Linked DNA regions of Homo sapiens: region 1 is linked to region 2. A link is an interaction called in ENCODE POLR2A ChIA-PET data of the cell type or tissue named here. Cell type or tissue: GM12878. All regions are shown on one strand. Each heading gives the region's core, and the rest is flanking DNA. Links, peaks and the distances in the headings are about the cores only.

The links. ChIA-PET counts read pairs that join two places held together with the same protein. Peaks named below come from ENCODE experiments on the same cell type or tissue, not always from the same donor. Only the 100,000 strongest peaks of a DNase experiment are listed, where the experiment ranks them.
Region 1: POLR2A ChIA-PET joins it to region 2 with 5 read pairs; 2 of 35 experiments call an interaction of 5 or more read pairs at or near these places.

Annotation. Positions count from the first base shown.
Region 1 is chr5:133,317,415-133,332,474 of GRCh38, forward strand. All of the region lies in intron 4 of FSTL4 (follistatin like 4), which reads right to left. Among named protein-coding and RNA genes, the nearest start is that of CTB-3M24.3, 63 kb to the right of the region's middle. RefSeq lists enhancers at 1,591-2,108, 2,109-2,625, 10,595-11,302, 11,303-12,010, 14,245-14,768 and 1 more. In GM12878, for the core only: no CTCF peak of the experiment used is centred there; a DNase peak (open chromatin) is centred at 4,667; H3K27ac peaks cover 1,023 bases.
Region 2 is chr5:133,231,070-133,246,129 of GRCh38, forward strand. FSTL4 (follistatin like 4) reads right to left here. Exons shown (of 16, transcript NM_015082.2): 8 at 2,348-2,468. Among named protein-coding and RNA genes, the nearest start is that of FSTL4-AS1, 18 kb to the right of the region's middle. RefSeq lists enhancers at 4,551-5,415, 9,015-9,515, 9,446-9,725, 9,516-10,016, 12,738-13,259 and 1 more. In GM12878, for the core only: no CTCF peak of the experiment used is centred there; DNase peaks (open chromatin) are centred at 9,622 and 11,429; H3K27ac peaks cover 1,979 bases.

The DNA of each region.
Region 1 (15,060 bases), core at 1,803-6,802, 81 kb after region 2:
GAGAGGGCAGCCCCTCCAGCCCCACTTCCCGACTCCCTGGGGGATGAGTACTTCCAGCGCCTGGCTTTGCTGAATCCTGGAGAATACGCATGGGCTCCTCACTGACCATTCCAGGTTGAAGGCCAATGGGTTGCTGGAGCCTGGGGCTCTTCTCCTTAATTCCAAGGCCAGTTTAGGGCCTGAGATAATATCCCAGAGTTGGAGAGTCAATAGAAAGAAGTGTTAGAGAGCATGAGCTCTGAGGTCCCCTGGGTTTGAGCTCTAGCTCTGCTGCCATCAGGCATGTAGCCTTGGGCAGGGTGCCTCAGTGATCTCATCTGTGAAGCAGAGATACCAGTGCCTCCCACAAGGGGTTGTTACGAGGATTAAGTAAGATGTGCACATACAGGCCTTTGCACCAGCATGGCACCCAGTAAGGGCTCATAACATGATAGCTACTCTCTCCCTTGACATTATGGGAACCACATTTACTGAAGAGCAATCATCAGGGAAGCTACTGGGGGGAAAGGGATGATGGGGAAGTCTGTCTGTCTGTTTCTCTCTTCCTCCCTTCCTCTTTTCCTCCCTCATACCCTCCCTTGATAAGCCTGGACAGCCCAACCACTTTTTCTTGTGCTTGTTTGTATTTCCAGATTTTCTTCCAATTTGGGGTCAATTGATTTCTGTCAGAAACAGATGCCCATTGCCATTTCCTCCTGCATGTTTATTTAGAAAAAAATCAATTGTTGTGTTCAATATAATCAGATCTATTTGCTCTCTGGGAGTCTTCATGCTCTGACAAGAACGCCTCTCTCCCACACCCTCACCTTGCTTGCATCCCTCTTTTGCCTGGTAGGATATTGATTCCTGGGGGTTCTTGGGGCCTCCAGTTGGCAAACCCAATTCTCAAGTCTGTAGAGCTACAGGGCATTGAAAATAGTGGCTTTGTGCCCCTACAAAACTTGATGGGTTTTTCCTTTTTCTGGGCCTGGATAAGGATAAGTTTTGGGGAAGAGGAGGAATAGTTTTGCCTGAGTCTAGCTCCTCACTCCCTGAAAGAGGCTGAAATTTTGTCCTGGCAAATAGACCAGAAGTGGGGGTACAGAATGAAAGTGGAGGTGGGGCCAGCTGCTGGGGTAAATGGAGATGGATGTGTGCCTGTGTGGAGGGTCTGCAGGAGCCAGCATTTCTGCAGCCCCCAGGACTTCCTGGAGTGGGGGGCATTTATACCCAGATACTGAAAAATTGATGTACACAGCAGGTGGATATGGTGTCAGGAAGAGGCTGTACTCAGAAACACCGGTGGACAATCAGGCTCCGAAGAACATGCTGCAGCAGGGCCACCTGAAGGTGAGGACAGGCTGGGTCAAAAGGGCAGGATGCCCCATCCTTGCAGATCCCCCCAACCTTCCTCCTGGACCTTGGTGGGGCGTAAACCACTTCTGAGCTGCCTGCTGCCCTGGGCAAGATTCCTTTCTGGGAGCCTCTTATTTCGTCTCAGGACCCCAGTGGCCAGGCTGGCCTAAGCATGGAGAGCGCCCTGGGAGTTCTTGGGGTCACCAGCTGGCAAACCCATTTCTCAAGTCTGTAGAGCTACACGGACTGGCGTCCCCCTGTGAGCAGGGGTCTGCAGCTGGACAACACCTCCAACACTGGCAGGTGGGGGAAACCATCCAGGTGGGTCTTGCTGGGATGGAAGTGGGGTGCTGCAGCATCCTCCCCAGGCTCGGCCCCACCTCACATCCTCACAGCTGCCTGTGAGCGCAGACTTCTGGCTGCTTCACCCTGGCAACTGCCCAACAGACACCTTCTGGTCAGGAAGGTATGTGCAGGTCTAGAAGTCAATCATCTGGGGGAAAGGGGTGGGCCCTCCAGGTCTCCAGCATCAGCTCCCTGAGCCCACGGTCCCACCCCCTGCTAGGGCCCACACTGTCCAGGCCACTCCCATCCTTTTACCAGTATTTATTTACATACTGTGTGCCCGATGCTGGGCAGCCTCCAGTCCTGGGCACTGTGGGTGCCTGTGGTGGGAGGCCAAGGGAGGGATGTTCAGGATGAGACCTGTAGGAGGAGGAGTTGTGGGAGGAAGCAGAGGGAAGAGCAGGCCAGGAGCAGGACTGCGCGTGCAGGAGCCATGGTGGGGCACGTCTGGAGACTGGTGAAAGCTGGTGTGGCTGGGCTAGAGGGGCTGAGTCAGGTGGAGAGTGAAACAAGACAGGCAGGAGAGGGCAGTGGGACAACCCAGGCAGAGCCTCCAAGGCCTTGGGGAAGTGTGTGGCACCGTACATCATGCTGTTCAAAACTTCCTTCGTCATTTCTTCCCTTTACTGAGGGCACTCCATGCCTGGGCCAAGCTTGCCACTGGGGTCCTGAGATGAACCAAGGGATTCCAGGAACAGAATCTTAAATCCTTCTTTACCCCAGGAGCAACTGTGCTTTAATGAGTTGCAAGAGAGAACTTTGCCCAAACTTAAATCATGAAGTCATTTGTCCGAAATTACTGAGCTCCTCTGGTGCCCGACAGCACTGGGGAAGGGCCATGGACCCTGGAGGAAAGGCAGCCTGATGCTCAGAGCTCTGCTTCTGTGCAGATGATCACTCGAGATCCCAAAGTCCAAACTCGCTTTTTGGGAAGGCTTTTGAGCCTTCATCTCCAAGGGCTGCCCTCTTGGTGGCTCCCTGCCTTCACTCCCTGCCTTTGTCATCCGAATTCCACAGGGCTTGAGGTGGAGTGGGGGAGGGAAAACTTCCTTCCTTGCCTTCTTCCAGCCCCCAGAGGCAGATGCCCCAAAGCTGCAGCCTCCAGCTCAGTCTCCCTGGATAGATTTCCTCCTTCACAGCTGGCCTTGGCTTCCAGGATAGATATTTTCCTAGCAAGGTGTGTCAAAGTCATAGGTTACCAAATTCCAGTTTTATTTTTACATTCCTGCCCCCTGCTGGTTTCACTGTGGGGTCAGATAGGAGTGACTTAGCTGTGTGAAGCACTGGGCATTTTGGACACCACCGGACATGTCTTCAGCTAAAGGCTCCCTCCCCTCTTCCAGCTTCAAACATTTGTCTAATTCTAGAAGAAATACATGCCCATCAGAGAACCACTTGGAAAGTGCAAATAAAAATAAAGAAAAAGAAAATAAATCATCCCGAAATCCACCTCCCAGATGCAGGTGCTGTCAACACACTGCTGGCCAGATGTGAAGCTGGGCCCTCTCCATGAGTGACACTGAGCCCATTATTGAAATGAGCTCTTTCACGTAGTCCAGCCCTCGTCTGCTGTGCGGGCTCCGAGACCTGTTTTCTGATCTTCCTCCTATTCTTCTCAAATTCCAATCATTGGCTGGGCGTGGTGGCTCACGCCTGTAATCCCAGCACTTTGGGAGGCCGAGGCGGGCGGATCACGAGGTCAGGAGATTGAGACCATCCTGGCTAACACGGTGAAACCCCGTCTCTACCAAAAATACAAAAAATTAGCCAGGCATGGTGGCGGGCGCCTGTGGTCCCAGCTACTCGGGAGGCTGAGGCAGGAGAATGGTATGAACCCGGGAGGCACAGCTTGCAGTGAGCCGAGATCACGCCACTGCACTCCAGCCTGGGTGACAGAGCGAGACTCCGTCTCAAAAAAAAAAAAAAAAAAAAATTCCAATCATTTTGGGCAAGAAAGTGTCAACACCCAAGGTTCATGTCTTTCTTATCTTCACCCCAGTCAGCCCTGCCCACCTGCCCAGCAATTCCACACAGGTGACTACAAGAGAGGTGGGGGGTATGGGGGGACCAAGGGGACTTCAGCAGCACTGATCACTGGGCATGCTCCTGCCCAGGGGCCTGGCATTGACTATCCCCCTGGCTGGAGTGCTATTCACCCAAATCTCCACCTGGTGTATTCATCTTGGCCTCTGCTTAAACATCACCTGATGTAAGCTGGCACCCCTTACCTTCATCACTCTCCGTGCCCTGACACTGTGTGTGTTGGGCCTGGCTCCCAGGTAGGGAGGGAATCAGATCTCTCCGGACAGGGGCAGGGTCCAGTCTTAGCCTTAGCCTTGATCCACAGGATACTTTACTCCTTCGGAGGGAAGGTCCCTGGGGTGTGTGGCAGAGGCTTGGGGACCACCCCACTCCTCCCTGGTGCCCCTGTGGGTGATGGTCAAGATGATGTTGAGAATGATAGTGGCAGGCCGGGCGCGGTGGCTCACGCCTATAATCCTAGCACTTTGGGAGGCCGAGGCAGGTGGATTACCTGAGGTCAGGAGTTCGAGAGAATGGTTCGAGAGAATGCCATAAGGAGCCCTGAGCTGGGGCCCGGATCCCATTGCCAGGGCCTCTCTAACTCAGCCTGGGATGGGGAGACTCAGAATACAGTTGAACTTCAGCATTGATTAATCCGGAGGCATGACTCTTCCAGAGAAAAGGTGGGATGCTTGCATATAACCTTGACGTCCATGCCTTGAATGAGGCTCAGCAGGGGCTGCCAGGTTGGGACCCGCAGGGGACCTGCTTCATGAGTGGGCAGGACCGCCGTGATTTGGACTGCACAAGTTTCTGCCCACATGTTTGGAAAGTCATTTCAGTGTTTTCTCTGAGTCTTGCTGGTTTCCAGGTAAAGAGAACTTTGTGTTGTTCTAAATAAGGGGATTTTGTCTTTGCCTTTGTGGTAACCTTGGCTAAGTCAAGCCTTACAGTGAGGTTTGGAGAATTTCAGGGAAGCCCCCTCCATAGCTGGAAATTCCCTATGCTCTGAACACAGCTGCGCTTTCTCATGCTGCCCCACCCCCTTCCTGTCTTCAGGCCCAATCCACCTCGTCTGTAGGAAGCTTGTCCACTTACACACACACACCCACACACACACACACCCCCACACCCACCCACACCCACCCACACCCACACACCCACACACACACACACCCCCACACACACCCACACCCACACACCCACACACACCCACACGGGACTGCCTTCTCCCTCAGCTTTCCTTTCTGCCTGCTATGAAATCCTTTCTGAGTGAGGCTTGCCCCAGCCTTAGTTTGGGCTCCCCCAAAGCAGTCCCTGAGATGAGGATCTAGGGGCAAGCAGCATATTTGAAGATGATCCCAAGAAGTGCTGGAAGGAACAGGAAGTAGACTGGGAAGGGAGAAAAGCCAACAAAGGGTTCACTCATGAGTGGGTTGCCGCCGTGGGCAATGGGGGTTCAATCCCATGGGGTCCTCAGAGGGACTGTGTAGAACACACCGCAGAATTGCTTCACTGAGGTGGGAGGGAGCCAGGATATTTTTCTACTGACTTCCATCCCTATTAGCTGAGGTTGCTCTTGGAGGAATTCACCACCTCCAGCTAGCAGTTCTGGACCTCCCAAATGAGGACTGAGTCCACGCCTGAGACCGGAAAATGTCCTCAGGCTGAAGCTGCAGGTGCCTGGGATTGGATGCTCTTGGCAAGTGTTATGGGGAATCGTCCATCCAAGCTGCACATCACCTCTGGGGTTGACTGAGGGAAGCTGGATGGGCGGCTTTCAGCATCTGCTATGTCCCCTTAATGGGATTACATGTTCTGAGCAGGCAGGAGTTGAAGTGGACAGCTCCCCATGCAGCATTACAGTATGAAATGCTTGTTGAATGAGAGGACCAGAGTCCTGTGGCTCCAGGGCATTTTCATGAAGCTGGAGCCAGGGTGATGGGCTCACCCTATAACAACCTTGTCTAAGGTCTTCAGGGGGACACAGACTTCATCTTAGGCTGCCGTGTCTACCTGATATTAACACTGCTAATGACAGTCACCACAAGGTCAGACAGAACACTGGGTGGAGGATCAGGAGACCACCTGACTTCAGCTGTGAGACCTTAGGAAAGGCATTCACTCCCCTGCCCTTCCTACTCCTATTCCCTATCTTCACATGGGGATAATAATAGCTTCTTACTGCCTTCCAGGGTCATAGCATACAAGGAAATGTGAGGACTTAGCAAGTGGTTGGCGAGGCCTGGGGTCTTCTCTTGGTGAGATGGGCTCAAAGCCCCAAGGGAGGGGTATGGCTCATTTGTCTTTGTCCCCTTTACTGTGGGGCCTGGGACAGGTTGGCAACTAAATCAGTGCTCATGGCTAAACAGAAGACAGAAGATGTCCTGATCCTCTCCCTCCCTCCTGACCGCCAGTGCACATGCCCCATCTGGGGCTTCTTGGGGAGAGAGGCTGCATGTCCTGGTAAGCCTGACACTGACAGCGTCATTGGCAGGCTCTGTGAAGGGCTCAGCCACCTTCCTGCCAGCCTGGGTGCCCTCCATGCCACAGGGCTGGCCTGGCCAGCCCCTGGCCCTGGCCTCAGGCTCCTTGCCAGCACATGCGTGGGGCTCCTCCTGCTCCCAGACCAGGCCTGCTTTGGCAGATAAAATATTGATCAGCTTGCCGAGGAGCCCAGAGTGTGATCCTATTTTCATGTCAGAACTTGGTAATGAACTACATTTATCAAGCCCGTTCTCCATGAGAAAGGTCAGTCGCAGATCCGGCTAAGTTGTTATGACACCTCATTAATCTAGTTCCCTCAATAATTGTCCCTCTTTGAAGATTCTAATGTTCTCTCATTCCCACTGCACTCCCTTCACACAGAGGAAGATGATTATAGCAGGAGAACAGGCACATCCACATTTAATTTTTGAGCAAAGGGAGATAGGTAGCAGGTAGCAGTCTCTGGAATTAAATGTCCATCAAAGAAACACTTTCTATTGCAAAACAAAGGGAAGCAAGGGAGACATTGTAAATATTCCATCAGCCACTTGTGCCCCTGCCAGACTGTGCTCAAAGGGACCATCTTCATTCTGTGGCAGGTGAAGCTCCTGTAAAAGGCGTGGGTGGGGCTGGGAGACTCCGAAGAGTCAAGGGGAGGGAGGCGTTGTGTAATGTGGGCAATGTGGAAAGTGCTACACAGGCTGTCGGGAGCTCAGATTCTGAGAGGGAGACAGGCCATGTGGTCAAGGCCCAAGCCTTGGATCCCAGGGGTGAGGCACCTGCATGGTGGTGGGGCGGGAAAGTGGGCTCTCTCTTGCTGCCCCGTCCTACTCTCTCACTGCAAGGTGTTTCTTCACCAACTCCTTCAGCCTCCCTCGCCTAACACACCAATCCTGCCTAACGGGCACCCTCGTGTGCTGCCCTGTTCTCTCTTGCCAGCCTTCTCCAGCCTTCAATTTCTGTGACTTTTTCATCCACTGTGGATCATCAGGCTCCCTGTTAGACTGTGAGCTCCTCCAGTGCAGTGGGGCCTTGCTTACAGGTGTACCCCCAGCACCTGGCCCAGCATCCACACATAGAAGGGGCTCATTCAGTGTCTGTTACCGGTATGACTGTGGAAGACAGGTGGCAGGTGGGCTTGGAGAGTGGCTACGGCCCTGCCCTGAAGAGGAGACAATCCCAGCCACCCTGCACCATGGTGACGGGTCTGGATCTCTGAAGGGGGCTAGTGCCTGTGTCACCCATCATGTCAGTTCCTTGGGGGGCATGCTGACCATGTGGTACATGTGGCCATGCTCACTGAAGCCCAGACCTCCATACCTCACCCAGTGGGGACAACCCAAAACCTGCAATGCTGTTCCCATGGAGTGAACTCCAGCATGGCCAGGCTAGGGGTGGTGGCAAGGTGGTCTCTGGACACTAGGTTGCATAGAAGTGTGGTGGGCACAAGGCAGCTGCCTGGGAATTGCTTCTGGAGAGGAGGAGGAAAGCTTCTGCCCTCTTGTCTTGGCATTGCTGGTCAGGAGAGCCGTGGATCACCCTGTGAAGAGGCCAGCTGAGCGCCCTGTGCTTGAAACAGCCACCCAGGTAAGGAGGCCTGTGGATGAATTTGGCTATGGCATAGCTTCAGGAAAGACCCTGTTTTTTGCCCCGGCTCTGATCAGTAAATGAACAGAGCCGACCCTGTGGACCATCTGTGTTCTTGGGGACAGCTTTATACACAGGCAGAATGTGGGGTCAAGGTGGGTGGGGGGAATCCCCAGGCCACTATAAGACCACAGCCCCATGAGTCTCCGGGGTGCTGGAATCTCCCTTCTTGGGGTCACTCTACTCTCAGGAGTCCCCCTTTGAAGAATATCCAAAATGTACTGGAGAGGGGAACGCAGGACATGGCTCAACATCATGAAAGAGCTCAGCTGCCACTGCTGGAAGCAATCCCTTTGGGGAAGGGGGCGTGGACCTAGGGGCAAAGGCATGGGGAAGAAAGACTTGCCTGGGTGGGGGATGGTGGGTCTGCTCTGAATGCCAACAAATGGGGTGAGGATCTCTCTTCCCAAACCAGACACAGGCCATCCCTGCAGAAACCACATAGTAACCAGCCACTCTCTGGAGCTGCAGTCACTGGGCTCCAGCCCCTCTTCAACCTGGCAGGGTGGCTAGAGCTCAGATCCCCAAACCTCACCTGAGAACCCCCCCAGAGAGGCCCAGGGGAGAGACAGGACATGCCCCCATCCTCTTGGCTGCCTGTCCCCCAGACATTAGCAACACTGGTTCCCACACTTTCCCCATTAGCCTGGTAAGTCATGTCATGTGCTGCCCCAGCAAAGCTTCGATCTTCACCACCAAAGCAAAAACCTGGCTTAATTGTCTGGCACCCATGTTATATAGCTCAGTGCGGCTGCGTTACAGGGGCCTCAGTTGTGATGTGTCATTCTGAGGTCTATTTTGAAACTGCTAAGCTGCGCAAAGAACAAGCAGGATTTTACTCCCAGCTCTAATTTAGGAGCTGCCGTAACTTTGCTGGAGTTTAGCTTAAGAGGAACAGATGTTTAACTTGATGTAAATTCATGAACATTAACAATCTTTCTGCTGCCATTTCTGGGAAAATTCAATTAACAATAAATGCCAAAACCAATGGGCTTATCTTTAAGATATATTTTAGCTAACATGATGTCGTTTCACTGACAGTGTTGACTGAGCCACAAAACTCTGAAAATTCCAAGAGACTGTTACACACATATGATACAGTCTTCTCACAATCCCCAAACAAACATGGACAGGTGTACTGGAAGTCGTGCCACTTGGTAACCCACTGCCGCTGTCCCCTGGGGTCTGTGACTTCTAAGTGAGTGGGTCACTATCCCCTTCTCTCAGCACCCTGTGGCGGTGTTTATGCCTGTCATTGGCCTAAAACCACTGGCTACTCTAGCCTTGAAGGCCCTCCCAGTGGTCCCAGTCTGGCTCCACTGACTTCCCACTCCCTGCCAGAAAGCCCGCCCGCAGAGCTTGCTCCCAGGTGCCCCACTCCTGGCAGACCCTCTCTTCAAATCTGACTTTTCTGCCAAGGCCCAGTTCCACAGAGCTGTTTCCATCCATTCCAAACCACACACTCTGGACCTTGGCTCTGTGAGCCTGGAGGGGTTTGTCCTTGTCCTATCTCCTAGACTGAGCTTCTTAAAGCAAAGACTGCTCCCAGCATCTTTGTATCTCTTGGGTGAATAACTTCACGTTCTTAGAGAACACTGCTAACAGGGACCTACGGTGGGCATACCTTCACCAGGTGCTGCAGCCTGCCCATGGCCTGGAGGAACTCAGCCTGCCTCCTGTCCCTTCCATCACTTGGAGCTTTCCCTGGAACACTCCTCACTCCTTAGTCCCAACACCAGAACCAGCAATGAGCCAAATGCAGTCATTAGACAGATGGGAAAACTGAGGCCCAGGGTGGGGAAGGGACGTGGCTGGACCACGGGGCAGACTAGTAGCAGATCCAAGATCAGAACCCAGATCTCCTGACCCTGGTCTTTCAACCACATAACACCAGGGCCTCAGGAAACTCAACGAAGAACCTGTTTACTCTGGCTTTCCCTAGAGGAAGCCCAGGACAGGCCTAGCTGAGGAAACGCAACGGTATGGGAGAGCTGCTATAGATTCTCACCTCTAGAAGGTCTGCAGGTCTGTTAGAAACAAATTTTCAGCTTCTAGAAGGGTAGCAAGTATGGGGTGAGGCCCGGAAAGCTGCATTTTAAGAGTCTGCTGATTCTAGCACAGATAGTCCACTGAGCACGCTTTGGGAAACACAGTTTTAGCAAACATGCTTACCTTCCCCCTACCTGACAGGGCTCACTTGGCCACCTTGCTTGAGAGCTGACTGGCTCTCAGGAGGGGCCTGGAAGGGAAAACTACCAGGGATTAAATCAGAAAGAGAAACTGGGTAATAGCTGGAGGGTGCCCGCCTCTCAGCCAAGACCCAGAGACAGAGCCGAGCAGTTCCTTCCAACATCCTGGCTCTTGCTTCCCGGTAAGGCATGGATGTGCTGGTTCCTCTAATTGGGAAACAGAGGCCAGTATAAGGGCTTCAGGGGGAGGAGGGCATGGCTACAGCACTGGGTCTGTCTCTTGTTGAGCTGAGCTGACAGCCATCACAGGCAGCTGAGTTTGCGGCTGAAAGGGTTGGTTCTCTCAAAGGTCACCTGCTGGCATTTGGCCATGCCAAGGTCCTGGGATCCTACATAAGGATTTTGGCGTGTGGGTACTCTAGCATCCAGGGACTGGCTGAGGGAAATCAAGTGGTTACAGCCTCTTAGATTTAGCCCCTCATCCTCCCAGGATTCAAAGAGGGCCTTGCATCAAGGCTGCCAAACTATTCTCAGTCAGTTTCCATCTGGTCTTTTCCCTGGAGTGTCCATATTTGTCATCTCAGCTAATTTTGAATTTTCTAGGTTGAAGGTACAAGGCTCACTTTGGAACCACAAACAGAATCTGCATGTCTAAGGCTTGACATGGCCTTTTACCCAGGGTTAAACACACACGAGGCCATGCAGACCTTGCGCCTGGTTCCCCGGCTGTGCTGCACTGGAGCAGATCCAGCCGACTCCAAGGCTGGTGGCAATATCCACCTCCACTTGCACCTGAATACGCAGACAATGCCTCATCTCAATTTGCACCCCAGCATCAGGTCATTTAAATTAACAAAACCACCCAGACCTTTGTTAGATAAATGGTACATTTGCTTATGAATGCCTGGTTCAATTGATGTTGCTATACAATCTGCTGTCTGACATTTACAATCCTCTCTTTTATTCCTATTAGAGAAAGCAAAATTGGTTGGATCCCTGGGAGAGGGATCCACATATACTTTTTATGGTTGACTGGCAGATCTGTCAGGTGGCCCCAGAGTGAAAGAGCACTGTATGAAAACATGAATAAATGCTAAAGCTCTCCTGGTATTAAGAACTTTATTTTTTACTATTGTGTTAGTGGAAAACCTCCACCAGCTAGATTCCCTAACAGGTCAGCATTCCTTGTGGAAGGTGGGCAACAGCTTCTTATGAACTCCGGCTCCCCCTTTGCCCTGTCCAGCAGCTCAGCCCTCCTCCCACTCTCCCTGTCACCAGCCCCAAGAGCAGAAGCAGTAGTGCTGGACTAGAGGTCAGTCACCAGGCAGGGAAGTCGGAGGGGATATGGGAGTGTGGGTGCCTTCTCCACCTCCTGTTTAATTTTATTAATTTTGTTTCCAAGACTTCCTTGGGAGGCTGCATCCTCCCAAACATCTAACTAAGGGGAAAAGGCCGGCTGTGGAGCTGGCAGTAACTTTGCTCAGCGTCAGCGAGGCAATGGCGTCAGTGATGTCCAGAAATGTAGCTGCTTTGAGCTTGAGCTACTGTGGCCTTTGAGTGGCCACTAGACTGAGTGGTGGGCACATCCATAGAGACACGGCCGGGTCTGAGGCTGTCGCTTCCTCCGCGAGTGATCAAGATGAGGGTTACTGGCTCCAGACTGAGGCTGATGGGTCAGGCAAAGGGAGCACTTAGCTCCCACATGGACTCATCGCACATGCAAGGAGTCTCTATAAACGGTCTCAACAAGGGCAGTGCTGTCCCCAAGAGGCGTTTTGGAATTTTGTGGGGATGTTTTTGGTTGTCACAATGATTGGAGGGCCTTGGTAGCACTTAATGGGTGGGGCCAGGGGTCCTAGCGATCCTGACCTTCACGGTACCATCCTGCACAAAAACTTCTGCTGGCCTGGTGTATTAGTCGGGGTTCTCTTAGAGGGCCAGAACTCAAAAGAGAGAGAGAGATATATATATATTTATTTATTAAGTATTAACTTACACACCTGTAACAGGTTCTGTTTGCAGCTCTCACAAGGTCCCACAATAGACTGTCTGCAAGCTGAGGAGCAAGGAGAGCCAGTCCGAGTCCCAGAACTGAAGAACTTGGAGTCTGATGCTCGAGGGCAGGAAGCAACCAGCCTGGGAAAAAGATGTAGGCTGGGAGGCCAGGCCCGTCTCTCCTTTTCACATTTTCTGCCTTCTTTATATTCGCTGGAAGCTGACTAGATTGTGCCCACCAGATCAAGGGTGGATCTGCCTTCCCCAGCCCCCTGACTCAAATGTTAATCTCCTTTGGCAACACCCTCACAGACACAGCCAGGCTTAATACTTTGTATCCCTCAATCCAATCAAGTTGACGTTCAGTATTAACCATCACACCTGGCATCTCATCTGAATTTTTAAATGTCTCACTCACGGCAGCAAAACATCTGGTTACTATTACTTGAGCCTAGAATCTAATGTGTTACACGACATTCACCCCCTTTGCCCCGGGTTTGGCAAAGGCATTCCAAGGATGCACCTCTGCTGTCAATTGTAGATTCTGTTTACTATTTTATCAAGAATCATTCACCATTTTGGAGAATCCCATCTCTAAAGCGACAACACTTGAATATTCAAGTTGTCAACATAACAGACGTGTAACAGGTTCTGTTTGCAGCTGTTGTATTCTTAGGGTTCCACGTGTAGGTGCTGACATCTGGCCTCCATGAGTGCAGCTGGTGCCCAGATATTTACATACTGAAAGGTTTATTTTATGCTCATCACTTTTCCTGCATTTCTCCTTTTTATCACATTGTATTAGGCTGTTCTTGCATTGCTATAAAGAAATACCTGAGTCTGGGTAATTTATAAGAAAAGAATTGGCTCACAGTTCTGCAGGCTGTACAGGATGTATAGCGCTGGCAACAGCTTCTGGTGAGGCCTCAGGAAGCTTTTACTCATGAAAGAAGGTGAAAGGGGAGCAGGTATCTCACAGGGCAAGAGCAGGGGCAAGAGAGTGGGCAGAGAGATGCCACACCCTTTTAAACAACCAGATCTCGCAAGGACTCACTACCGTGAGGACAGCCGTGAGGGGATGGTGCCAAGCCATTCATGAGAATCCCACCCCCATGATCCAATCACCTCCTACCAGGCCCCACCTCCAACACTGGGGATTGCATTTCAACATGAGATTTCAGGGTACAAATATCCAAAGAATAATACACCACACATATATGGGATAGAACTTAGATATATCCCTCATATCAAATATATGTCATATTTGATGACATGTATCCATTTCAAGATAATAAAGGGGGGCTTTACAAAAGATTTGCTATAAAAAGGTGGCTTTAGGTCTGACAGGGGGTAAAGACAAGTGATTTACAAGAGCAACCCAAATCTGTGGCCTTACTTCTTTTCACACTCCCAGGTACTGTGATTTTTAAAGAACAGCGGGAACAGTGTGGGAGTATGCCTGTGTGTGCATATGTGCTGAAGTGTGAGTGTGTCCCTGTGGTTATGCTGTGGACACACGTGCACCTGTGTGCAAGCTCTGCCAGCATGGTCAAAAACAGGGGGGCAGGGGATTCAGGGTCATGCCTGGGGGCCATGGAGGCTCCTGGCCTCTAGGAAGGCAGCCCACAGCAGCCCCAGAGGAAGAGGCATCACCTCTGTGCACTGGGGTAGAGACAGCAAGCCCCGCTGAGAGGGAAAGCAGCCCCGCATAGGTCCCGGCAGGGCCTTCTCCAGAACTGGGCTCTCTCCTGTCTCTGTTCTCCCAAGACACCCCCAGGCAGGGCAGGTGTGCCCTGAAATAACAGGTGGGGAGACTGGGGCAGTAGCAGTTTCTGAGCGGGCGTCTCACAGGCCTGGCAGCTCATGGTGTTTTTCTCTCCTCTGTGTTGATCTTCAGCTTCTGAGCCAAGCCAAAGAGTCACTGGGTTTTCAAGACAACAAGCAGAGATTCTGGTCCTCTGATGTGAGGGGTGCCTGGACTGCAAATCAATGCCATTGAACTGCAGTCTCCAGGAAGGAACTCCCCAAATGTTAACACATTCCACATTCACCTGCGGAAGGGGCTCCTGGGGTCATTTACTTTAGAAGAAAAGGTGTTACAGGGAAACTGCCTCAGAATGCTCTCAGAAAACGGGTCTGCTATAAGCCGGCGATACGTGCTCTTACATGAGCTTGGCAGGAAATGGCATTTCAGAGAAGAATGACCCAAACAGAGGGTTTTAGACCTGAGACGGCTCAGAGAAATTTCCTGAGGTTTGAAGATTTATCTTAACCTCTCGGACTTGAACGATTGACAGTAAATCCCTGGTCAAAATAAAACAAAACTCCACAACTCTGAAAGCGAACACCAGCCATTTCGGGAGATCTTTGGAGTATTTCCAGGGCTTGAGCCTCTGGGAGGAGAGTGAGAAGGCTCTCCTTCCCCGTCACCTGCACTGCTGTTCTGAGGATTATCTACACGGGAAACTTATCAAAATGTGGGCAGCCCGTGGAGGGAGCTGCAGAAACCCTCATTTCTGTGAAAGTCGGTGCCAGGCGGAACGTGTGGGTTTTTCAACCTGAAGCTTCTGAGCTGATGCGCAGGCTGTGGTCTCAGCTCACATCCAGAATGCAGGGCCTGGCAGTGTGAGAAGCCGGGGCTGCCGAGGGAGGGTTGGCAGTGGGGATAAACAGCAAACCAGGTGTGGGTCCTCCGAGCGCTCAGAAAGCCCTCCTCTTCCAGCGATGGAGTTTGATTCCAGACACATCTCAGCCATAATGCATCTGCACTGCTCACTCCCTGAACACCGGGAAAGGAGCGAAAGCAGCAGCCTGATGGGATTTGGCAGATGTGCTGGCTCTCACTAGACTCACACACTGCGCAATGACTCCAGCCTGCTCTCTGCCTCCATATTTATCAGTTCCCAGAGCCTGAGAATGGCCTCCTGGCTGCCTTGTCTGTCATGGTAATGGATTCAGATGCTTTGAGAGGTTCAGGATCCACAGTTGATGGGAGTGACAGGGACCCTCTTGGATTCTCCAAAGAAAAGTGTACACAGCT
Region 2 (15,060 bases), core at 6,667-11,666:
CCACCCCAGCTCGGACATAGCTCCCACGCCTCTCACTCCTGCATCCTGGTCCCCTTTTCTACTGGATTTTTCCTGTTAGCCCACAGAATGCTTTTATTTCTCCTACCTTGGAAAAAAAAAAAAACCCTTCTCTTTATCCCAGTTTCTCTCTCAACTATGCCCCATTTTTCTCCTTGAAAACACCCTGAAGTGTTGTCCATACTCAAAGTTAGAGCCAGCTCTGGGCAGCTCCTACCCGTGCCAGAGCTCTGGATCCAGCCTCCCACCAGGAGGATGGAGCAGTGTGGACAGGGAGGGTCTACGTGGGTGTGTGAAGTTCCTGGGGCCCTGCCAGGAAAGGTGGAGACCAAGCTCTCTGCCAGCAATGTGGCAGAGACCCAACTCTTTCCTTTGGCCCTGATATCCTCTTTTGCTTTTGTGTTAATCCACACATTAAAAATAATGTGAAATTAATATATCCTAGGCACACACATTCATTTTCTTTTTTCTTTGAGATAGAGTCTCCCTCTGTCGCCCAGGTTGGAGTGCAGCAGTGCTATCTCAGCTCATTGCAAACTTCACCTCTCCGGTTCAAGCAATTCTCATGCCTCAGCCTCCCAAGTAGCTGGGATTACAGGCACGTGCCACCACACATGGCTAATTTTTGCATTTTTTGTAGAGACAGGGTTTCACCATGTTGGCCAGGCTGGGTTCGAACTCCTGGACTCAAGCGATCCAGCCTCAACCTCCCAAAGTGCTGTGATTATAGGCGTGAGCCAGCACACCGGCCTCATTTTCTCTTAAATTTGAAAATCTTCAAGTGAAAATATTTGCATCCATAACACAAAGGCCCGCTGTCTTTGGGAAACACCGACCATTCCCAATGTGAAAGGCAGCGTAAATAGATCCTTAAGAGGCACAGTCACGAAAGTAGCATGCGGGAGTAATAAACAGATTCAGGAGGTTATTATTGTGTTTTTGGGAATGAATCGCTACTTGTCTGAACTGTGGGGAGGTCAAGGGTGTTTTTAATTTAATGGATTAATCATTTATGTCTGATTTCTTTTTCCTTCCTATGAAAGCAATGCAAGAGGTTTACCCAAAGTTATAAATCACGTCAGTGCTCGGGCCGCATCTCTGGGAGGTCTGGGCTATGGGCAAGTTATACTAATAATTTGAGAGAGGAAGTAGTTGCTGGAATGGTTTCTTTAGTCAACCAAATCAGGGCAGAGTCATGGAAGGGGAAGTCCCAGAAGGTGGTGGCCCCGCCTGTGCATGGAATCTTGACCCCACTGCTGGCAGTGTGGCAGCTCCAGGGAGAAGCAGCCTATATTCTATTCTTGGCTTGAACGTTTTCTCTGGGTCTTGATTTTCCAAACTGTATAATGGGAAGGAGGCTCTCTGAGGGGCCACCAGCTCTGACCATCTGTGTCCACCAAATATAGCTAAATTTGGCTTGAGTTACACCAACAATCACCCCCGTATCTACCCTACCTTGGACTGTGAACTACATCCTCTGCCAGGCATTTCCCAAGCATTATATACATATTCTATTTCATCAGACGAGGTTGAGGCAGCCAGCAGTGTGACCTAGAGGTCAGAGTATGGGGTCTGGATCCAGAGCAACACCCAGCAGTTGTGTGACCCCAGGCAAGTGACCTTTTTTAGCAAATCATCCATGAACTGGATTAAGATACGTGGATGGGAAGGTCCATGTGAAGGGCTGAGTACAGGGACTGACCAAGGCAAGTGCTGGGAAAACCCTGGCTACTGTCATCAGGAGGCAGTGAATTCTTCAGTTTCTGGGACTCCTGGCAACACAGGGCCTGTGAGAATCAAGGAAAAGCTTCCAAGCCTCAGTTTCTGTCCTGGCTTGGCTAAGATGAGGCTCATTGGGCCTCCTGGGGAGGGAGACGGACACAAGCCCTTGTCGGAGGAAATAGAGCCTCCTAATTGAACAAGTGATATGGTTCCATACCACCTGGAAGGAGTGGTGGATTTCAGTTTCTGCTCGCACTAGACCCAGAGGCCACAGCGGCTCACCAGCACTGTGTTGCCTAAGGGGCATGCTCCATGCTCCACACTGTCTGTGGCAGCCCCAGCTGCTGAGCGTGACTGGCCTGAATGGCTCACGCCATGGCACTTGGATTTGTTTCACCTGTGGAGGCTTTGGGTGGAGCCAAATATGAAAATTGGTCAACAGACTTTGCCCTTTCCACACGGTTCCCCTTTACTTATAAGAGAGATGATATATTTTGGGGTTAGATATTTCTTTAAGAAGACAGAATACAGGAGGGGGCGAGGGTTGATCTGAGCAGCAGTTTGGGGAGGCTATGAGGGGACAACATGCATGGAGCCATTTACTAACCATTCACCTGCAGGACGTGGGTCTGGAACAGCTGCTCGTGGCCGGAAGCATGGCAGGTGTAATTGCCCATGTGGATGGTGGTCACCTTGGTGATGTACAGGGAATCATCCTCTCCAAAGTCCTGCACAGGGCAAAGATGACGATGAGACTGGCCTCTTTATTGAACGGGCTGGAAACCATAGCTGTCTCCTGGTTTTCCAGAAATCCTGCAGCTGGGAGAGAGTTCCTTTCTGCCTGGCCCTTGCTCAGCCAGAGCTGTCTGCAGGGGTGAGCCGTCCTGGGCAGCAGCAACCCCATCTTGCCTCCACATTGTGGGCCCAGACCTCTGCATCTGTTTAAGGCCTTGTGTACCTGGCCCCTCCTCCACGAGGCCCGGTTTGAACACATCCCCCAGCACACGCCCTCTCAATTTCAAGCAACTAGGCCCACGTGTCCCCCCATTTACCGGCTGCCTGCTTGATTCTCAGGGGTGTTGCTCACCTGATGAGCAGCTCTGTTTCCGGAGGCCAGGCCTTGTTTAGAGCGGGGGTTAGCTGACTTTCTTAAGGGGCTAGCGAGCAGATATTTTTGGCTTCATGGGTAGCACAGTTTCTGCCAAATACCCAACTCCGCCACTACAGCATGAAAATAGCCTTCAAGACACATAAATTAATGAACGTGGCTGTGTTCCACTGAAGTTTTATTTAAAGTTGGTGGCCTGGATTTGGCCCATGGGCTGCAGTTGGCCTGCCTATGGTTTAGATCCCACCTCAATCCCAGCATGATTTCAGGCTGCTTGCAGAGATCTTGGTAACCCAAGGGAAGGGAAATAGAACTAAAGGGAAAATGGGGCAAACAAAAAAACCAGGGCAGGAACATCAAAGAGCACTAGGAAGGGCGGATGCCCATGGGTTCCACAGGAAATGGCTCAATAAGCCTCAGCACTGTCATCTCTGCAGCCTCACACGATGGGGTCTTACTGGGCCAGTGCACAGAGGAGGGATGGGCAGGAGGGGCTTTTGGCTGCATCAGAGTCCCCTGATGAGCACTGGGCACCAAGCACTTGCCCAGTCAGCTGCATTCCCTTTTGCAGACCTGTGCCCAATGCTGGCCCTTCCAGGCACCAACTACAGACATGCCAGGAATTGGAATTACCCGTTTTCTACAGAGAGCCCTCATCAGGTTGGGCCTTGGCTACCAAACATTTCCCAGGATATGGTGCTCAGAGCTGATGGTACAGAGAAGGCCCAGGCTCACTAATGAGCAAGGGGGTTGTGCACTGTCATCTGTGGGGAGTGATGGGAACTCAGGACATCCAGGATTTAGCTTGAGCTCTGCCATTGACCAATGTACCCAGTCTCTCTGGGCACTGGCTTCTCCACCTGTAAATTGTGGACAATATATACGGCCTGCCTGCCTTATGTGGTGTTGGGAGATCCGGTGAGAAAATGCATGTGAGTGTATTTTTGAATGTGGGATGCATGATATACACAGGGGATGTTATTTTTCTTGTTATTATTAGCAGAAGATGCAAAACTCCTCTTGACCCCTGGAGAAAACACCAAATCATCCCTCCTGCCTTTCCCTGGCCCTTTCTGAGCTCCCTTTTCCCACAGAAGCATTCTGGTGGCAGGAGAGAAGGCCGTGGTGGCATGAGGGCTAAAAGCAGCTGAGGGCAGCTCCCTGGGTCCTCCGCTGATACTCATGTGAGCTCCTGTTCCTGAAATGCTGATGTTCTCTCTTGCTAACACTCCAGAGGGCCCGGCCACAATGGTCCCGAAACCCCTTAAAGACACTTTCTGAGCCGGGCATGGTAGCTCATGCCTGTAATCCCAACACTTTGGGAGGCCGAGGCAGGTGGATCACTTGAGGTCAGGAGTTTGAGACCAGCCTGGCCAACATGGTGAAACCCTGTCTCTACTAAAAATACAAAACAAACAAACAAACAAAAAAATTAGCTGGGCGTGGAGGCGGGCGCCTGTAGTCCCAGCTACTCAGGAGGCTGAGGTAGGAGAATTGCTTGAACCTGGGAGGCGGAGGTTGTAGTGAGCTGAGATTGTGCCACTGCACTCCAGCCTGGGTGACAGAGCGAGACCCCACCTCCAAAAAAAAAAAAAAAAAAAGACACTTTCTGGCTAATTAGCTGGATGAAGGGGTGCCGGCCCAGAGTGAAGCTTGGGGTAGGGCAAAGGCAGGAAGGTAGATGGTGAGCACATGCAGCCTGCTTGCAGGGAGGGTCAGGATAAAAACTCCTAGCAGTGCTCTCAAAGAAGTAAAATGTTGCAGAGGGCTGCGGAAACCCTGAGAGTTTGTTGTGAAACACTGCTCTGCTTCAAAGAGCCCTTTTCTACCATTCTGCGGAAGCCTCCATGATAAAATAAAACACCAGATAGCTGATTTGTCCTGTATCATAAGAGTCATAAAAGGTTCATATCTAAGTTGTTTATGAAAAGTTAATGACTAGTCAATTCTGGGACCGACATATTTCTAGTCTAAGCTGTTTCCTGTGTCAAAACTTAAGTCTGGAGGAAAATCTGTTTAGCTTGGAGTCTCAGTGGTGAGATGGCATCCTGAAATGGTACAGCCATTTCAAAGGGAAAAGGGTGGCAGGGCTTGGAAACTCCTCAGCGTCCCAGTTGGTGGGTCCCAGGGCAGACACCATCCGAGAGGGCAAAAACCAGAGCTGCTTGCAGGGAGCCTGGCGCTGTGGACCTGCTGGCATTTTCCCTCCAAACTGCCTTCCTGAGCCTTCACATCCACAGCCCCTTCTCATGATGGCCCTTGAAGCTGGCCTCAGGCTCTGGCAGGCCCTGCCCTCATCACCACCTGTGTGGTGGTGTTTAGTCATCAGCACCACCACATTCCTCAGGTTGAGATGGGCCCTGGGCTCTGAGGGCTGTCCCAAGGCCACTGTTCCCAGATATCAACCTCAGGTTGATACCCATTAATACCAACATACGGTCTTCAAGAGGTTACCGTGTGCCGGGAACTTACACGTCACCTTGTATGTATTTAATCCTCAGGAAAAAAAAAACCCTGAAAACCCCAATCCAGAAAACAAAACAAAAGCCCAGTTCCCCAGGGGCTGAGACACTAGGCTCTCCTTGCAGATTCATTCAGAGTGGGGTCTTCTCTCACCACCTCCATCGCTCCTGCTCTGGCCAGCTGCCACCTTCCTGGGTGATGCCAGGGACCCCGGCTTCCGGCCCACAGACTCTGCCCTGAGCCAGCCACATCACGCCCCTCATACTCAGAGCCTTGTTTGCTGGGGGCCAGCCCCTCTCAGACCCTACTGCCTCGCACACTCCCCTTGCTGTTGCTCTAGTGTGCCAGGCATGCTCCCCTCCTCCCAGGCTGTCTGTCTGTCTCCCTCTCCTGCAAGTCTGCTCCAACCTTGTCTGGCAGCCCCATTTCTGGAGCCTAACCTCTTCCCCACACCCTGCTTGGCGCCTCCTGTGGACGCACTGCTGTGCCGCCTGCTGCTTTCTGTACTTACCTTGTTTGCTGTCTGTCTTCCCCTGCAGAATGTGAGCTCTGCAGAGGAGGGCAGGGAGGCTTGTGCCCTGTGTGCCTGTCACAGTCCTGGTGCACAGTGGGCCCTCAAAAAATAGCTGTCGAGGGGACTGTACAGGGCACCGAGCTAGGCTTTCTGAGGGGATTCTTTCAGTTTGACAGCCGAGGTGCCCACCTGCCTTCCTGTCCACTCAAATATTACCCAGCCACACAGGCTCAAAATGAGGCAGCTGGCGGGAGGAGCAGAGCACTGGTCTCAAGTCTCGTCCCCACTTCCCCACTTGTCCCCTTCTCCGTCCTGCAGCCCTCGGGAGAACTCGAGGCTCTTTTGCACTCCTCAGGCTGGGGCACGCTGGAATTGACCAAAGCTCAGAGCAGCAGGAAGAGATGGAAAAGCCCATCGCGCATGGATTCCCACCCGCTACTGATGACTTGTGCTGTGCCTCCAACACAGTCATTTAACCTCACTGTCTGTTTCTTTCCTGCTTACCAAGTACACATCCCTGCTCCCCAGGAGCAGAGACTTAACTCTTGGGCAATCACTCAGGTGCTGAGGGGTGTGTGTGTCAGCCCTTGGAGGACTTGAGGGGCTCCTGGGTGTGTTATGGCTCTTCCGTGAGAACCTAAGCATTACCTGTCTGTGGCTTCAGCTCGGAGGAGAAGCTGACTCTGTAATAAGTAAAATAACGTCTCTGGGTGAAAATGATAGGCATCATATAATTACAGAACAAAGCGCATATTGTTTTCTGGATATGAATACTGGCTACAGAAATCAAATTTACCTCATTGGATGTGAGAAGAGAAAATTACTTTAACAATTGATTTATAAGAAGCTACATAAAACTAAGCCTGCAATCCTTCCTCTCCTGAATGTTCTTTGAGATGCATCTGAATACTGCTATCAACGCTTGATTGCATCTCTGTACTTGTCTCTTTATGGATGGCTTTTTTTTTTTTTTGCTCTGATGCATAGAACTGTATTAGCAAAATCAAGGTTCCTTACAGAAATAAACAGATGTCAGATTAGACCATTCTTTGTATTGATGCATATCTGTTTTCTGGGAAAGAGACAATTTTAAAGACATGGTTCTCACCTTTTAAAAAGCGATTTTCTAAGTATCTGCCCTTAATAAAGAACACAATTAAATGAGACTTAAGTATTAAACAATAGTTAAGCAGAGATGAGATGGGGGATGTTGTCATAGTGATCCATGGGAGTCAGGTATATATGGAAATGAGTCATCAATACTGAATATTTAGAGACTAAATGTTCAACGCAAGGACTCCAGAGTAATATTAGAGTTTAGGTTAATGATACTGTCAATGTTACAAGTTCAGACTCAGTTGAGAAACAATTATTCAGAGCTTTTCCGACATTGCCCTCCTCAGGAGCACCCCTGGTTCTCTTTGTGGGAGGAGGGAGCAAAGGGGGGGTCTCTCCCCCAACAATCCTTCAATTCTGGCCCCCAGAATGCCACTAACTGTAGCATCTCACCTGCACAGTCAAATGCAGCAAACTTAAACACAGAGTGACATGTGGTGCCTCGGTGATGGCCATTCCTCGAACACGTCTAGACTTCCCTGGCCCTTATCCAGACCAAGCCAGGACCACATGCACATGTGGGTGAGCACACACAGGCATCCACATGGACACATGCAGTACATGCGAGTGTGCACATGTGGGTGAGCACACACAGGCATCCACATGGACACATGCAGTACATGCGAGTGTGCACACATGGGGGAGGGAGCGCACCCAAACATCTACATGGACACGTGGTACACATGATGATGTACACGCATGAGTGCACACACGTACCAACATACTGGCTCCCTAGTGCTGACCTTCCCGACCAACACTGAGGTTACGGCGACATTCACTTCATTCTAGTCCCTCATAGTGAGAGATGACAGCATGCTGGCAGCCCTCGCAGCCCTTGCTCGCTCTCGGAGCCTCCTCGGCCTTGGTTCCCACTCTGGCCATGCTTGAGGAGCCCTTCAGCCTGCCGCTGCACTGTGGGAGCCCCTTTCTGGGCTGGCCAAGGCGGGAACTGGCTCCCTCAGCTTGCCGGGAGGTGTGGAGAGGCGCGGGCGGGAACCGGGGCTGTGCGAGGGGCTTGTGGGCCAGCGTGAGTTTCGGGTGGGCATGGGCTCGGCGGGCCCCGCACTCGGAGTGGCTGCCAGCCGGCAAGCCCCGGGCAGTGAGGGGCTTAGCACCTGGGCCAGCAGCTGCTGCGCTGGATTTCTTGCCGGGCCTTAGCTGCCTCCCTGCGGGGCAAGGCTCAGGATCTGCAGCCCGCCATGCCTGAGCCTCCCCCACCCCCACCCCCCTCCCTGCCAACGTGGGCTCCTGCGCAGCCTGAGCCTCCCAGAAGAGCACTGCTCCCTGCTCCAGGGCGCCCAGTCCCATCAACCACCCAAGGGCTGAGGAGTGCGGGCGCACGGCACGGGACTGGCAGGCAGCTCCACCTGCAGACCTGGTGCAGGATCCACTGGGTGAAGCCAGCTGGGCTCCTGAGTCTGGTGGGGACTTGGAGAACCTTTATGTCTAGCTAAGGGATTGTAAATACACCAATCAGCACTCTGTCTCTAGCTCAAGGTTTGTCAACACACGAATCAGCACCCTGTGTCTAGCTCATGGTTTGTGAATGCACCATTCGGCACTCTGTATCTAGTTATTCTGGTGGGGACTTGGAGAACCTTTATGTCTAGCTAAGGGATTGTAAATACACCAATCAGCACTCTGTATCTAGCTCAAGGTTTGTAAACCCACCAATCAGCACCCTGTGTCTAGCTCAGGGTTTGTGAATGCACCAATCGGCACTCTGTATCTAGATACTCTGGTGGGGACTTGGAGAAACTTTGTGTGGACACTCTGTATCTAGCTAATCTAGTGGGGACCGTGGAGAACTTTTGTGTCTAGCTCAGGGATTATAAACGCACCAATCAGCACCCTGTCAAAACGGACCAATCAGCTCTCTGTAAAACAGACCAATCGGCTCTCTGTAAAATGGACCAATCAGCAGGATGTGGGTGGGGCCAGATAAGAGAATAAAAGCAGACCTCCGGAGTCAGAAGTGGCAACACGCTGGGATTCCTTTCCACGCAGTGGAAGCTTTGTTCTTTTGCTCTTTGCAATAAATGCTGCTGCTCACTCTTTAGGTTTACACTGACTTTATCAGCTGCAACACTCACCCTGAAGGTCTGCAGCTGCACTTCTGAAGCCAGCGAGACCACGAACCCACCAGAAGGAAGAAACTCCAAACGCATCCGAGCATCAGAAGGAACAAACTCTGGACACGCTGCCTTTAAGAACTGTGACACTCACTGCGAGGGTCCGCGGCTTCATTCTTGAAGTCAGTGAGACCAAGAACCCACCAATTCCGGACATAATAGACGGACTTGCCATCCTGCAAAGACCTGAGGAACCATCCTTTTTCTCAGAGTCCTCTCAAGAAAAAGAAGTCTCTGCAACTTGGAGCAATCTCTAAGTAGCTGTCTGAGCCCCCTGGAAGAGGGCTGTTGTGGGCAGCTGCATTCAGTGTGAGCAACCTGGAGTGGGCCTGTCCTCCTGCTCGTTCCCAGGTTCAGGCCTGGAAGAGGGAGTTGGAGGCATGAGAGAAGCCACTGTGGGGAGAGCACCTGGTTCTTCCAAGGCTCGGGGCATGTGTGGTCCCTGGCTGACTTGGGTGTCCTCTGGTGTGTGCGGTCAGTCTTCTTCTGACTGTGGATGCCAAAGGGGAGGCCCTTATCTCTTAGCGCATGACTCATCTCTTCGCGCATGACTCATCTCTTTGTGCATGACTGTATTATTCTCAGCGTGTCATGTGGTTCCTGTGCATAACTGAGCTCAATGAATATTTGCTGATTTCAGGGAGTGTGTTAGCCTAGGATGCTACCTCCTGGGAAGCCCTGAGAGGAAGGATAGTTAAGAATTCATATTACCCAGGGAGGTCTGGCCTTGCCCTCTTTGGCTACAGGGAGGCAATCTCTAGGCTCTGGAATGTCATGCCTCATAGGGGTCTCTTTATTTGCCTGGGGTCTTTGGGCCAGGTGGTACCAGTTCTGTCTCTAGAGGGGCTGGGGACGAGAGGGCAGCCATGTGGGCAGTATTTGAATGAGCTCCAGCAAAAGCTTTGGACACCGAGGCCTGGGTGAGCTTCTCTGGGAAATTGACACTGTGACAGTGACATGTCTGTGACTCCACTGGGAGAGGAGAACAGAGATTCCACGTTTAGAGCCCTCCTGGGCTCTGCCCTTTGGGCTTCATCACTTGGCTGACTTTAATCTGTACTCTTTTTGCTGTATTAAACTTTAACTGTGAGTATAACACTTACAATGAGTTCTGTTTTTCCAGCAAATTGTTGAACCTGAGGGTGGTTTTGGGAACCACCTGACTTCCAGTTTATGTCAGAAGTGAGGGTGTCTTCTGTCGAAGAGCCAACTTCAGTTGGCTCAAAAACTCAAATAGGGAAGTTCTGACCTAGTGGTATGCGTGTTGAAATTGCGTATAGGGACAAACCTGATTATCTGGGTATACACAGAGGCCCAGGCACCTGCAACAGAAGGCTCATGCCAGAGACATTGCTCTGAGCCCTCCACTTGTCCACCCTTAGAGGCCAGCAGGCAAATACCTCTTGACATGCCAGGACTCCAGAGTGTTATGTAGTAGGGGTGGCAGCTAATGGGGCCCTCTGGTGAGGTGCAGGCCTGAGCCCTTGAATGGGGCTTTGGCTCCTTGGCTAATTAGCTTGGCATCCCCAGCTGGGGCGGGAAGGGACTCAGGTTCTAGACTGCACTGTAGCAGTCATCTGAAGTTCCAGACCACCTCACACCTGCTGCTTTCCTTTGGGAAACCTGCAACCCTCTTCCTGGGGATCCTTGGATCCTGAATCCCCAGGCTGAGAAGGCCTTACCAAGGGTTTCAGCTCCTGACTCTAACTTGGACCACACTCACAGCCATGACAGCTGATTCCTGTCGTTGAGACACTCCAGAGAGGATTTAAATAAATTTCCTTCTATGGCTCATTTCAGGGACCAAGACGACTTTCAGTTAGGAATTTCCTCCTGACACTGTGTTCAAAACTCTTACACATTGTTGGAGAGGGCGTAGACTGGTGCAGCCATTTTGGAGAGAGATTTGGCAAAACCCATCAAAACTGAAAATGCATCACTTCCGAGAACTTATCTTACACGTCAACTTACACACATGTGCAAAGAGGTGGGTATAAGGATGTTTACTGCAGTCTTGTTTGCTGTAGACAAAACCTGAAACAGCTGCATGGGGCTGGGGAGGGGGAGTCCAGGAAGAGCAGTGCTTGGGCATGGCTCATGGGCTGCAGGACCTCCTGGTGACTCCCTTGTCCTTGCTTAGTGCAGAGAGTGCCTTGGAGGGGTAGGCTCCAATCTGTAGTGGCCAAGAGAGGCACCAATCGGCCTCCTTCATTGACTGGGCCTCTGTAGGGAGGCAGTGAGGCTCAGGGAGGAAGAGACTCTGTGGGGAGTTCCTGGGTTCTGCAATCAGGGTATAGAAGCTGAATCAGAACCTTCCTGTGGGACCCTGTACCTTGGAGATGGGGCCGGAAGTGGTCACTGAGTACAAGTCAAGCCCTGAGGCCAGGGCTTCCCCTAAGGCTTTCCCCTAAGAGGGGAAAGAGGACCTCGAAAGAGGCACTGAGAAAGCAAAGGCCAGAGGAGACACTTGGCAGGGCAGAGTCACCCCACAGGTTCCACAGGCTGGAGTACCATAGGCCCCGGCCCCCATATCTTGGAGATCTCTGGACACTACTCCCAATGGTTTGAGCACATTCAAAACTCTAAAGAACTGGATGTTCAGATGTTTTTGACACAAGCTACAGAGAATTGGCCAAAGCCTTTAAGTGCTTCAAATGTAGTGTTTTCTAAGATTTTAAAACAAAATGTACCCAAGCATTTAATGAGATTATTTTAATGCAGAGCCTACAACCACTGTCTATCGTGGTGCAAACAGCTCTCCATGCTAATCAAACGCCTCTCATCTTTTTACAATGAATTCATGACTGGTTCATATAAAGACAATAAAAATTAAATGAGTCATGAGCTCCTAAATCATTTTCTTTTGGTCTTTTTAATAACTCCCTTCCAAAGAAGAGCTAGCTGAGAGCATACGCTTCATTAGAATTATTTGTTCCTGGTTTTATACCATTTAGGTATGGGGAGAAAAGTGAACATTTTAACACATCCTTCAAACACTGCCACAAATACTTTCTTCTAATGGGTTTTGTTTTTTGCTTTTATCACCGTACTCTGCCTGCCGACATTAGAAAGCCCCAAATAGCGAGATTCAGTGAAAAAAAAACCCAAAACAAAAAAGAGTGGCTCTTTCAAGTCATTTGAAATATACTGAGTTTGTTGTAGGCCTTTTTGTTTTTTCTGTTTTTTTAAAAAAGAATACAATAGAAAAATGTTTTCTCTCCCTGAGAATATCCTGGCTAAACAATTCCACGTGCTGGTCTCAGAGCATGTTGCTTCCTTCCTTGCTGGGGCCAGAGGCCAGCAGCCAGTAAGAATAGGAGCTCCACACACAGGGACCCATATCCAATTTGATACATTCCACTGGGGCCTGGGAACTACAGACAGCCCCACAGCAAAGATTTGGAATTGCTGGGGGCTAGATATTATGTCCCACAAGCAAGAAACCCAGAGAGCTCTGGGCCAGGGCATGTAGGTGGCTGTAGGCCCATGGGCAAGTTCTCCACTCATCTGAATGAGTTAACCCCACGTGCCTCATGGGGCAGGGGTATGGGATGAGCTGATGCTTATGACCTCACAACCGGCACGGAGCCTGCACCGTGTATGAATGGTAACAACACTGGCAACAACACTTGTGATGGTTCAACCCAACAGCCATTACCTGTGACTTTTGAGATGCCCTGTCCCTGTTTCTGCCCGTTCCTGTCTCCTGGCCCTCAGGATCATAAAGGACAGTGAGGAAGACAGTTATGAGATGAAGGGTGGGTGACATTGTTGAGGCAGGATGTGCCGACTAGGTTTGGGGACAGTCACTTCACCCTCCGAGTGGCCGCTGTGCAGGCTGGGTGGTCAGAGAAGCAGAGGGCTGAGGCCCAGAATGGGTTTGCATGTTCTGTTTCTGCAGAAAGTGAGGCAGCACCCCATCCTTCCCAACCCCAATACCTAGAATGGGGGCCAGAGTAGGGAGGGAATGTGTGGATCTGCTTCTGAGATGGGTCTCACCCCAGCCCCCAAAGCCTGGACCTGAGTCCCCAGGAGACAGGGGCTACAGGGGAATCTCACCAGGGAATGGCCCCTTGTGGGGGCCCCACAGCAGGGGCTGGGGGCAAAGTCTCCCCTTCTACCAGACACAAGCACAGGCACACTCCTGGGGGCCGCCTGGCCCAGGCCCAGGTCATGCCGAGCACAGGGTGCTGCTGGTGGCCACGCCTCTGCTTAGCTTCTGAGGTGGGGGCAGTGGGCTGTGCCTCCTCAAGGACTGAGGTGAGTGGGGACACAGGGCCAGGTCAGAAGCACATCCAGACACACAGCTGCTTCAGTAACGAAACCCACAGTCAGCCAGGAAGTAAACAAATTACAGGCTGCACTTTGTTAGCTCTGGGGAACATGAACGTGAGCAGACACTACTGATTTCTCATCAAACAAACAGAAGGCGGCGTCATAATCCAGAGACCCACTGCCAGGAGGGGCTGCAGCATGTGCCCTGGGCTGCTGATCTGCTGGGGTGCACCTGTCTTTGGGGGCCTTACACCATTCGTCCATAATTCTAGCCTCTGCTCAGTGGTGGATTTGTTTTCCCTCTTACAAGCTGGGCTGGGTAAGGCTAAAGCCTCCTGCAAGGCAGTGGCTCAGGTGTCCTTAGGAGACATACCAGGTCCAGGCCCAGGCTGAACTTCCTGACAACCTTAAGAAGGCAAAGGCCAGGTACGGTGGCTCACACCTGTAGTCCCAGCACTTTGGGAGGTCGAGGCAGGAGGATCACTTGAGCTCAGGAGTTTGAGGCCAGCCTGGGCAACATAGCAACACCCCTCTCTACAAAAAAATAAAAAAATTAGCCAGGCATGGTGGTGCATGCCTGTGGTCCCAGCTACTCTGGAGGCTGTGATGGGAGGATCGCTTGAGCTCTGGAGGTCGAGGCTGCAGTGAGCCAAGATCATGCCACTGTGCTCCAGTCTGGGTGACAGAGAGAGACCCTACTGCCTAAAAAAAAAAAAAAAAAAAAGGCAAAGTGAAGACATCATGAACTGAACCACTGCCCCATCAGGGGAGCCTTGGGTGGAAGCCAGGGAGACCCTGGGGCACTGCTGCACTCCAGATGTGCCATTGGGGAAGTTAGAGAGGAGGAAGACTCAGAAAACATCAACAAGGCTCCCCTCACTTCTGGACCCTCTGTTATGTGAACTCCCTCTTGGATGCATGTTTAATCTTAGGCTGGAAAAGGCGCTCCAGACTCTTGCAGCACACACATCTGACCCTGTCACTCCCCCATCAAACATCTGCGCTTCCCCACTGCCCACAGGGCAATTGCTAAGACTCTTAATGTTAATATTCAAGGACCTTTATGTTCTAGCCCCAGTCTGTCCCTATACACTTCTTTCTCACTCGCTTATTCCTGTCTCCTGAAGCCCCAGTCAGAAGGGCTCCTTTCTCTTGCCCCCAGAACAGTTGTTAGTGGTTACTTCGCCTCCCTGGAGGCTGCGGACAGTGTCTTTGTTCTCTACTCTGGTACGGAGCTTGTGACTCTCAGGCACTTAGCAAGTGAGTCAACCCAAATGATGACTCCCCATGTACGCCACCTGGATGGGCCACACACGATTGGGTGACTCATAAGTGCTTCTGAGAGCAACATTACTCGCTGCAAAATCTGACTGGCTCCTTCTTACTTGGCTCCAGGCGAGAGGGGTACATTTACTTTCTGATCAAATATTATTCTGATGCTCAGGGCATGCTTGATGTTTGCAAGTCAGAAAAGTTTAATTACATGTGTCATTAGAATGGCATTCTGTAATAGCTCTGTGACTGAATTCATTAATAGAATTCTTAACAGATAAGACAAATTAATATTTTGTTGCTCACGAAAGCTTCTCATTAAGAGAGTAGTGAAAAAGTGGTTAATATTTTGTTGCCAATCAAGATGTCTCATACAAACGACAAAGAAAGGAGGCCCACGCTCCTTCGTGCTCTGTGATCTCCCCGCCTTGGGTTTTGAA